Regions from separate parts of the Mus musculus genome. Here region 1 is linked to region 2. Evidence: chromatin loops called from intact Hi-C (ENCODE). Cell type or tissue: left cerebral cortex. All regions are shown on one strand. Region 1 overlaps Clec16a (C-type lectin domain family 16, member A). Region 2 overlaps Clec16a (C-type lectin domain family 16, member A).

Region 1 (5,000 bases), 57 kb after region 2:
AGTATATGTGCATGTGTTTGTGTGTGGTGCTTGTGTGTGCTGTCTTTTGTGAAAGACAGAGTATCTCACTGGTCTGGAACTTACCAAGTAAACTAGCTGGCCGAAAAGCTCCAGAGACTTGCCTTTTCAATCACTGGACCCTGCACTTCCATGTCGTTTCCAGGGATAGAACTCAGGTCCTTAGGTTTGTGAGGCAAGGGCTTTAACAAGTCACCCATGCACTACATTTTGGTGATTCACACACCCTCATTTTCTGATCAGCAGCCTCACAGCCCCAGCTAGAGGCAGTGTTGCTCCAGTGCCCATACGGAGGCACATGGGAAAATTCCAACTTCCCACCACCCCAAACAGGGAAGCAGAGCCTTCTGCAGCCTGGAGTCCTGACTGCCTGCGTAGACACAAGTGCTGCTCTCCTCTCTACTTTTGCTTGGTGGAAACACACATCCTCAGCACCCTGTTCTCCAATGAGACGGCTGGAACACTACTTACTCCTCATCTGTCTGCACACAGTTGTCAAGTTCGATCACATGGCTCCCAATGAACCAGACCAAATTGGAGAAGTACGGGACAGCGGTTTTGTCTCTGATGTAGTGCAGCATGGCCTGGTTATCCACTAAGAGGACGCACAAAAGAAGAGATAGTAAGCCACCAAAATAATTCAAGGACAGTTTAACAAAACAAAACACCCAAACAAACCAAAAATCACCATGAAAAACCTTGCTACCATCTGAGACTCTGTCTTTCCTGAAAATACTTGGAAATATTTATCTTAGTTATCACACAAAGCTGTGCTGGTGCTCTTCTCTCAACTAACACACTTAGTCATTACTGTTATAACTGAGGGAGGGACACTCAGTGCACTGGAGAGCCTGTACATCAGCAAGGGCAAGGCCTGACTAAACTGAGAACGCAGCACTCTCAAACCAACTCTCCTGCATTTACTTGTAAGGCAAGCTCAGAAAGAGGAAAACCAGAGGTTAATAACTTACATGACACTGGAATAAGGAACAGGAATCGGCATTGGAGGAAAGGCAAAAACAGACAACAGTTAACAGGGTTAGGAACTGGGAAGGTGAGACAGCGGCCCAGAAGGACAAAGCCTAGTCAGGAGGCATCTAAACCAAAAGACACAGTTAGAAGAGAGCAAGAGAAAACAGAGCATAGGACAGTGGAACCAACTATGCATGGCCAAGGCTGCAAACTCAGAAGTCTGCCAGGTCAATGGCTGCACAGCGAACCAAGTCTGAAGGCTGGGAGAGCAAATTAGGGGGTTGGAGCCCTAGCAACGATTGCTTCTCAGCCTTTGACCACTTAATTCCCCATGGGAGTGTGGGCCCTGAATACCCAAATGCACATCTTCAAGTCAGAAATGCACAGTGTAAAAACTCCAAATTTTTATATTTTAAAGCAAACACACACGCACACTTTCTTTTTAGAGACAAGGTATTCCTGGATGTTCTGTATATTTTTTTTTCCATCTGAGCCAACTGAAATGTGTCTGAGGGATGGTTTGTGTCTACAGGCTCTCATTTTGCAATCTCTGGCTGGACCAAATTAGGCTCTGAGAAAAAGCTCTTAAATTAAATTTAAGGTGACCTTCCCTGGCCCTCAACTGGTATTGCATCTCAAGTAATACCACCTTGACTCATGAAAGTCAAAGCCCTTGAATGGCCAAGAAACTAGAGGCCCAGCTTCACTGTGGTTTCCACAAGGAAATTAATTAGCCTTTAGGAATTGTCTTAAGAGGGCCAGTTCCAGCTCCAAAACCTTGCAGGCAGGCAGGCAGCCTGTGTGCCAGCACCGGCAGGCCTTGTGGAAAGACTCTCCACTGGACACAGGATGGAGCATTACATACATCTGAGAGAAAGGAAGGACTGTTGTTAATACTGGCCTTGGTGGCTGGCTGGGAATACAATACTGCCTCCTGCTGCTTGTGATGTGAAATGCTCTCATGCATATTTAAAGATAAACTATAAAACAAATAACTGTAACAGCGTATTTTATAAGCCAAAACACAAAAATTTAAAGCTAAAATTTTCAAGACAGTTTTGCTTTATCTAATTAGCTTATGGCCACTCCAACCCCTCAAAGACTTCTTGGGATAGACTAAGGTGGGGCAGCAGCAGGGAACAATGCTAGAGTATACAGCTCAAAGATTTCCACAAGGAACAGTGATATGCCTGCAAATCTCTGTCAGACAAGCAGCCACTGCTCATACTAGGCAAGGTCTCCAGTAACTTGGAACTGTGTTTGTGAGCTTGGGAGCCAGCACTTGGCTTACGACCTGAAGCCCAAGTGCACGAGGAAACTTACCTTTGTAGACATTCAAAGTGATGGTTCTCACGGCAATTCGAACCATGCTTTCGGGATGATTGAAGAACTTGATGGCTTCTGTGTACAGGGCAAAGTCATTGGTGTGCTAAAACAAAAAATGGTTCCAAAAGTTACAAATCCAAAGACAGACCTGCTCCCAAAGCTTTCTGAAATGTGTCAGACTGTGATAAAACAGAACAAAACCAAAGTAAAACACACCAGATGTCACCATGATGGGAGGTGAGGAAGCCAGGGAAGAGAAAATGTACACAGAATGTCTGACCTGGCCTACATGTTCAGCTGTATGAGGAGGTATTTCTGAGTCCACTTCTTCACCTATAAAACTGGGGTACTAGCACACACTCTCTGGCCTCTGGGACGAAATGAGGTCATTTCTGGTCCAGTGCTCTGCCTAGTCCTTGGCATCTACAGTGCATGGAGAATAGTGCTAGTTATTTACGTCAGACCTGGTTGATTAAAGACCAAGTTGGAGTAGGTTCAAGCATGTCTTGGCTGTTATACCATTCTCCATTTGGAAATACTAAAAGTGTAGCATTATCAGGGAGGCAGAGGGTCTTAGGAGTCTTCTGCTGTTAAAAGGGGACAAAGAGAAACAATTAAATGGTTCAGAACAAGACTCACACTGCCTTAGCCTGAGAGGATGGAGCAAAAATGCCCTGGCAGTGTACTTTGCTGTCCTCCTGTGGCCAATGTTCCTATATCGTTCAGGGACCCAGTCTGTGTGAGTGGCTCAGGAGAGGGGATGGTAGACAGAGATCCTCTAAGCTAGCCCTTCCTGGAATGGAGCAGGATACACAAAATAACAACAGGGCAATTATAAGGGCAATTCCATTTTGAGGACCAGCAATCAAGTATGAATCTAAAAAGTGGAAACTACTAATCTGGCTCAGACAAACACAGACAAAAACCAAAAAATCCTCAAGGCTTCTGGGATGTCCAGCTCTTCCAGACCCATGACTTCTGCCCTCCCACTACGACTCAGAAGGCACCTGAGCAAAAAATACTCTGTCCCTCACTCTGGTCTGGGTTTTCTTCCACATGGGAGAGCCTTTGGGTGAAAGCTGTTCCCTGGACATGTTTATCAAGCACCTACTATGTGGCAGGGACAGGAGTCTATCATGTTATTTTCTCAAGTGCATTCATGTTTTTGGCCCTTGGCTAGCATTTTCTTCTGAGAGACTAATGAATCATGAAAATCAAGGTTCACTGTTGCCATACAACAAGAGTTGATGGTTTTTGCCCAAACTCAGAAAGTTTGGGATTGTGGTCTGACTTCAAAAACAGGCTTTGAGCATGTGGGACAACCACTCAGGTGATATCTGCCACACAAATGACATGCAGCTGGCTGTATGACATCTAGCTTCCAAGGCAGTCCCCAAACATGTTCACCACCTGTGTCACACTCATGCTGGATCCGCCCACAGAGGCAGATCATGCCTGTGTGACCAAAGAGTATGCTAGGAGTAAGTGTATGTGAGTGAGTGAGTGTGAGTGGCACGAGGCTGGCATGGATGGCATCACTGCTTACCGTGGTCTGCTGGGTGACTCACTCTAGGGAAGTTGGCTGGAAGGATGCTGGTCAGCCCTGGGAAGAGGCCCCTGAACAGGAGCTGTGGTCTCCCACGCACAACCAGATTCAGCTAACCACCACGACAGTGAAGCAGACCCTCCAGCCACATTCCAGCCTCCAGAGGACATCAGCCTCTTGGGGCACTGAGTAAAATAGCTCTAGTCAGCCAAGCCTGAAGTCCAACACACTGAAGAGACTGGTGCAACTCTAATCAGTGGGACATGGGGAGAAGTCTGAGGGCGAATTCTCAGACTTTTCTGAGAAAGTTCTCTCAGAAGGGATACGAGAGAGGAAATGGTATCAGAAATTCTGACAACAGCATGTGATTGAGTGATATCTGGAGCATCGGCAATCACACGGCCACATGGAACCAAGCCTTGAGCAGATGCCAGCTGCAGTTACTGAGCAGGAAGCTGGAAAACCCTGGGCCCTTCCTACAGTGAGGCAGAGCGCAGCTGCCATTTGTACTTTAAGCATGTGAGCTAAACTGACCTTAATCTCAAGCTCCTTGGCGCTATAAGAGTAGCTCTCCCAGGACTGTGAGGGACCTGACCCCTCAAGGACAGCTGTGCCAGTTTATCACTTCTCACAACTCTGAAGATGGAATCTCATCTAGTGAGTCCCTGAAACCCAGAGCCAGGTATATAGTTTCACCTCATTTCTCAAAGGAGGGGGCTCAGAGAGGCCTGGAAGTTCTCTTGTCACACTGCAAGGAGCAGAAAAGCTGTACCTAAATGGAGTTTCTGCTGTTTCCAACAAGGTAACCTCTGGACATTTTCCTCCCTGCCAAGTTAACCTGAAGTTTACATTAAAATAGCAAGAAAATTTGTTCAATTAAAGAAAAAAGTTTGTGTCAGGTGTGGTGGTGCACACCTTTAGTCCCAGCACTCGGGAACAGGGGCAGGTGGTTCTCCATGAGTTTGAGGCCAGCCTGGTCTACAGCATGAGTGCCTAGACAGCAGAGGTTACACAGAGAAACCCTGTCTCAAAAATCAAAAGGAAAAGAAGAAAAAAGAAAAAAGTTTGTGGGATTCAGCGGTTGAAAACGCCTCCTAACCAGTTCTGAGGACCAGAATGCCAGTCCCAGCACTCACCT
Region 2 (5,000 bases):
ATACACTCTGTAGGTAGATATATGTTTTTACATGTATAAAAGCTTTTGTCACACAAAAGGAACATTTGAAAACTCCCAGGGCTAACCCAGAAGCAGATTACTCCAAAATTAGCCACTACAATGCAAGAATCTGGGAATCTTCCAGTGGTCTGGATGGAGGGAGGCACCTCCGGACAAGTGGGCTTCAGCAGGACTGTGGGTGGGGTGGGGTGGGGGTACCAGGTATCTCAGGCCTAGCTTCTCTGAGCTAAGCTAGGGATGTCCAGACCAGGCAGTGCCAAGAACCTCATGGCTGATCTCCTCAGCTGAGGGACGACAGTACAGGAAGGGCAGGGGAAGGCATGGCCTCACCTCCAAACAGGCCAGGTGCACATCCTTGATGACACAGCCAGAGCTGGTCAGTACTTGCTGCTTCAGGAGCAGGCAGCTCAGCTCCAGTGTAGCCAACCGGATCCTGCCATCTGTAGAGCACAGCAGAATCAGCCCAGTACCCACAAAGCCCAGTGTGCACCCCAAACACAAGGCCTTATTTTCCTTCTTTGAGGTTAACCACCACCTGGTGGCCTATCATCCAAAGCCTCTCACTTTGGGGATGGGGGATGGGAGTGGGGGTGGGACCATTTCATATCAATCCCCTTCCTAGTAAGTTATGGGTCCCTTTGTCGGGTGTGAGCAAGGGAAGGCGGGAGGCTGTGCTGCAGCTGTGCCTGTCCAGAACAGTTTTCTTCTTCCAGGTGAGGAAATAGAACAGCAAGTTCTGTAAGACCCACTGTGGGTCATGTGACTTAGAATTGGGCCCTCTCACCTGCTAAATCTGAAACTCAGCACTTCTTATACAACCCACTACCCTAAACTTTTCCCTCTCAGGGGCTGGGTTCCATTTCCCTTTTCCCAGCCTATATACCTCAGCCATACACTAGTCTCTTGGCCAGACTACCTCGCTTGCTCTCTACTCTCATGGTCCACTTCAGTCTGCTGGCCATGCCCAGCCTGGTCTCTTCCCTCTGCCTACTTCTCAGTTATCTCCCTTATCTCTACAGGACTCGTCTGCACTCTCAGGAGTCGTCAGACCCTCCTCTTATTTCATTTTTCATTCAGCACCTATACTTCTGAGTACTAGGTGTTCCCACCCTTGTTCCTGATCAGGAAACAACAGCAAAGGGGCCCAGCAGAACCAGTGAGGCTCAGTTCTACAGTATGGCAGAAGTCCAGGAACAACTCTGGGGCCTGAATGAGCGGGCCTGACAGCCAGCACTAGCCACCCCACCCTTGCTGACATCACCAGTCTTTGGAAGGTGTCCAGAAAGGGGCTCCAAACTCTCCTTCCCACGGGGCTGACCACACTGGGTGTCTGTAGAGATTTCTTCCTGGGACTTTACACAGCACCTGGCTCCAGGCCTGGGTGCTGGCTAGTACAGCACGAAGCTTATCACAATTTGGTCACAGTTAACAGAAAGCCAATCCAGACTAGCTTAAACTATATAAGCAGAAACTGATAAGCAAACACAAACACAATGGCTGACTTATGAAATCTGTTAGGGCAGTGGGGGTGGGGTGGGCGCTGGCTTAATAATGCTTTTGGGTCTCTGCTACTTTCTGCATTGGAAAGGTAACTGCTTGCTACTGGAAGCCATCTCCTTTCTCCTAGGGAAGATACTTATTGCTTAACCTAAGGCCAACTACTATTAAGCAAACTGTCTTATTTGTCTTATTTGTCCTTCCTTCCTTTCTTTCTTCCTTCCTTCCTTCCTTCCTTTTTTATTATTTATTTTATGTATGCGAGTATACTATAACTGTCTTCAGACACACCAGAAGAGGGCATCAGATCCCATTACAGATGGTTGTGAGCCACGATATGGTTGCTAGGAATTGAACTCAGGACTTCTGGAAGAACAGTCAGTGCTCTTAACCACTGTGCCATCTCTCCAGCCCTTTGCATTTTATTTCTAAGGAAAGGTGGAAGTGTAGTAGGAGAATGAGGGAACAGAGAGTCTTTGGGCTTTGTCCCTGAGTTCTAAGATACTGAGGCCCAAGCAGGGACACACCCAAGACAACAGCCCGCTGATTCGCTAATGTTCCAAGGTTGAAACAGAGGAGAAAATTTTGTGCTTACAAATGCCAAAGCTATAAACGTGCAAAGCAGGTTCTGTTTAGCATGATAAAAGCCCAGGGAAAATTGGTCTCTGCTCATTCCTGCAGGCCAATCTATCCACTCCAGACCTCCTCTCCCTCTCCACTTGGAGGTTATGTGCCTCTCCAGAGCAGTTCCACTCCCTCTGCTGGCCATCAAGTTCCTGCCTTCACAAGTTCTAGCCAGAGCTGACCCTATCCTTGACCACTGACCACACAGTTCCCTCAATGCTACTATGCAACCGTTGACATTCCAAGCCAGATAACTCTAACCTGTAGAGGTCCTGGGCAACTTGAGGTGCTTAGCACTAGACCAGGAACATTATTAGTCATTCTGTTCAAAGTGTCTCTAGTCATAGTCACATATCTCCTGGAGTAAAAATAGTCCTTACTGCAGCTGGGAAAGCCTAGGCCCACAGCTTCATCCCACTGCTATCATCACCTCAGTGGCTGGCTACAGATGGGTGCTGGGCCAAACCACTGGAGACAATGGGCACAAGAATGTTTCCTCAAAAAAAAAAAAAAAAAAAAAAAGAGTGTATCCTCACCTGACCTTCAAACCTGTTGATTCACCCAGATTCCCAGCCTAGTTCATCCCCACAATATGGCCTCAGACTCCCGAGTAAAGGAGGGTCCCAGCCACGATGAAAGAAAAGAAAGGCTGGTCAAGAGGGAGAAGAGAGGTGTGATTGCACCTGAGGGTGCACACAGCTCCAGAGACCGAGTCCTGCCCGCAACAGAAGGCAGATGTTGGTGCCTAGGGGAAAGGAAAAGCTGAGAGTTTTCCAGCTTCTCAAAAAGAGCAGATCTGGGACCTACAGCTTCTGTGCCTGGCTAGGAATCTGTTCCCTCGCATACCCCAAGACAGGAGTACCTGGCTGAGCAGCATTGTTCATGATCCTGATGAGCCTCTCGGCCAGCAGATGGTTGTAGGTGGTTTTCTCAGCTTCACTTGGCACTGGGAGCTGAATTCGTTTTAGTTTTTCAGGATCCATGCCTGAAATGGAGAAAGAAGAAAAATGGTCCTTGGTAAAGCTGCTCAGTGGGAAGATAAAAGTTCTTTGAAGATGGGGTCTGCAGCCACTGCCACCATGTTACTTTTCAGTGACATCTGGCATGGCCACTGCCTTGGTTTAGCTTCTGTCTGGGTTCTGTGTACACTGAGCGTGCATAGATATATCACAACATACATGTTCCAATGGTGGGGAGATGCCTCTGTTGGTAAATGCTTGCTGCACAAGTATGAGGGCTGAGTTCAATCCTCAGATGCCATGGACAGTATGTGGTACATGCTGTAATTCTAGCACTAAGAAGATCCTGGCTCACTGGCCAGACAGCTTAGCCCAAATCAGTGAGCTCTAGGCCAGTGAGAGACTTTGTCACAAAAAGCAGGGGGGATGGTACCTGGAACACCCAAGGTTTGCCTCTAGCCTCCAAACACATGCACATGCACACATACCTAATAAACCCACATGAATACACACATGTACACACACACCCTAAGCCCATACGAATACACACATACACGCAACACACCTCTAAACCCACATGAATAAACACACACACACACACACACACACACACACACACACAAACACACTATTATACAAAACATTTATTTGCTATTGCTATTTGTAAATAGGACATCAACCTGGTGTGAAAACTAACAGTAACTATGAAAGCCATATAGGACAGTGTTCTCACATTCTAGCCAATGACTGTTGACTGAACTCACTGTGGCTCAAGGCCTACTGTGTCTCTATTAGAAACAAGGGCTGTCGGGCACTTAGCAGTGAAGAGAATGGCCCTGGAGCCAATGGTGGCACCTCTGACAGATGAGGCAGAAGTAGAAAAGAAGCAGCTTTCACCAAAGCAACTCACTGCCATTCTCTGCCAAGTCTGTGCATGTAAGGACAGCCCTTTCTTCTCCATGCAGACACAGACCAAGGAACAGAGCTGAGATGTATGAGGCCCCAACAATCATAGCCTTAAGCTCTCACTGATGAAAGCAAAGAGCTAAGTGGGATGCCCAACACACTATGATAGCGGCAGGCTCTGAGCTGAGTGGGGCAGATGCCAGCCCTCCTCCTGAGGAGTAGATCAACAAAGAGAGGATGACTCAAACCTTTAGCCTAGGCAGGTGGACAAAAAGTGAAACCAATAAAGCATATCTATCACCAAGATACAAAGGAATACCCCCCACCCCAGGGAAAGAAATAGTATGTAATAAGAGACAAAAGAAAGGGTGGGATGGAGGGTGGATAAGGAAAGGGAATGGGCAAGTCTGTAATCAGAGGCCATGATAATATTTTTCCTGAAGAGGTGCCAGGAGCTGAGATGGCAGGAAGACCTGCCAGTGCTGCCACAATGATTGGGGCCCGGGGCAAGACACTGTGAACTCCCATCCTTTCCTCTGATGTGGTGCTTGAGAAATACTTGCAGAAATAAACACAGTGCTTGACCCAAGTACAGAGACCCCTGTGGACTGTTTATGCCTGAAGCTTAGCTTTTCCTGTTATCCCAGTTAGGGAGGTGGCGCTTCTCAGAACCCTTGAGTACCAGGTGGTGTTTCATCTAGAATCTTGGTAAGACAGTGGAGGTGGCACTGCTGGGTTCCCAGAGAAACTGTGCACATGCTGGTGCTATAAAGCAGTGTTCTGTTTTGTTGAAATGACATGGAAAGGAAGAAATGGCCTAAGGATTGGTGTTCTGTAGGGCTCTCTCACACCCACAGAACTGCTTTGAGGCTGAACTTGTGGATTCTGCATCTTGATGCCAAGTGTCTGACTTGGAAGAACTCTGGTTCCTAGGGCAAAAATCAAATCACAACCCAATATTTTTGGCCTTCACTCCCCGAGCGGCGTCAATCT

Evidence for each region. Hi-C counts contacts between places; a loop is a spot of excess contacts. Peaks named below come from ENCODE experiments on the same cell type or tissue, not always from the same donor. Only the 100,000 strongest peaks of a DNase experiment are listed, where the experiment ranks them.
Region 1: it touches region 2 in a loop (2.3-fold over the local background); 4 of 42 quality-filtered maps call a loop at or near these places.

The regions. Positions count from the first base shown.
Region 1 is chr16:10,568,913-10,573,912 of GRCm38, reverse strand. Clec16a (C-type lectin domain family 16, member A) reads right to left here. Exons shown (of 23, transcript NM_001204229.1): 5 at 2,314-2,419; 6 at 490-613. Among named protein-coding and RNA genes, the nearest start is that of Clec16a, 26 kb to the right of the region's middle. In left cerebral cortex, CTCF peaks have their summits at 1,928 (motif pointing left) and 3,024 (motif pointing left); DNase peaks (open chromatin) are centred at 1,895, 3,012, 3,844, 4,285 and 1 more place.
Region 2 is chr16:10,625,506-10,630,505 of GRCm38, reverse strand. Clec16a (C-type lectin domain family 16, member A) reads right to left here. Exons shown (of 23, transcript NM_001204229.1): 13 at 3,005-3,127; 14 at 352-461. Among named protein-coding and RNA genes, the nearest start is that of Gm52264, 30 kb to the left of the region's middle. In left cerebral cortex, a CTCF peak has its summit at 2,292 (motif pointing left); DNase peaks (open chromatin) are centred at 2,501, 3,054, 4,095, 4,718 and 1 more place; H3K27ac peaks cover 2,824 bases.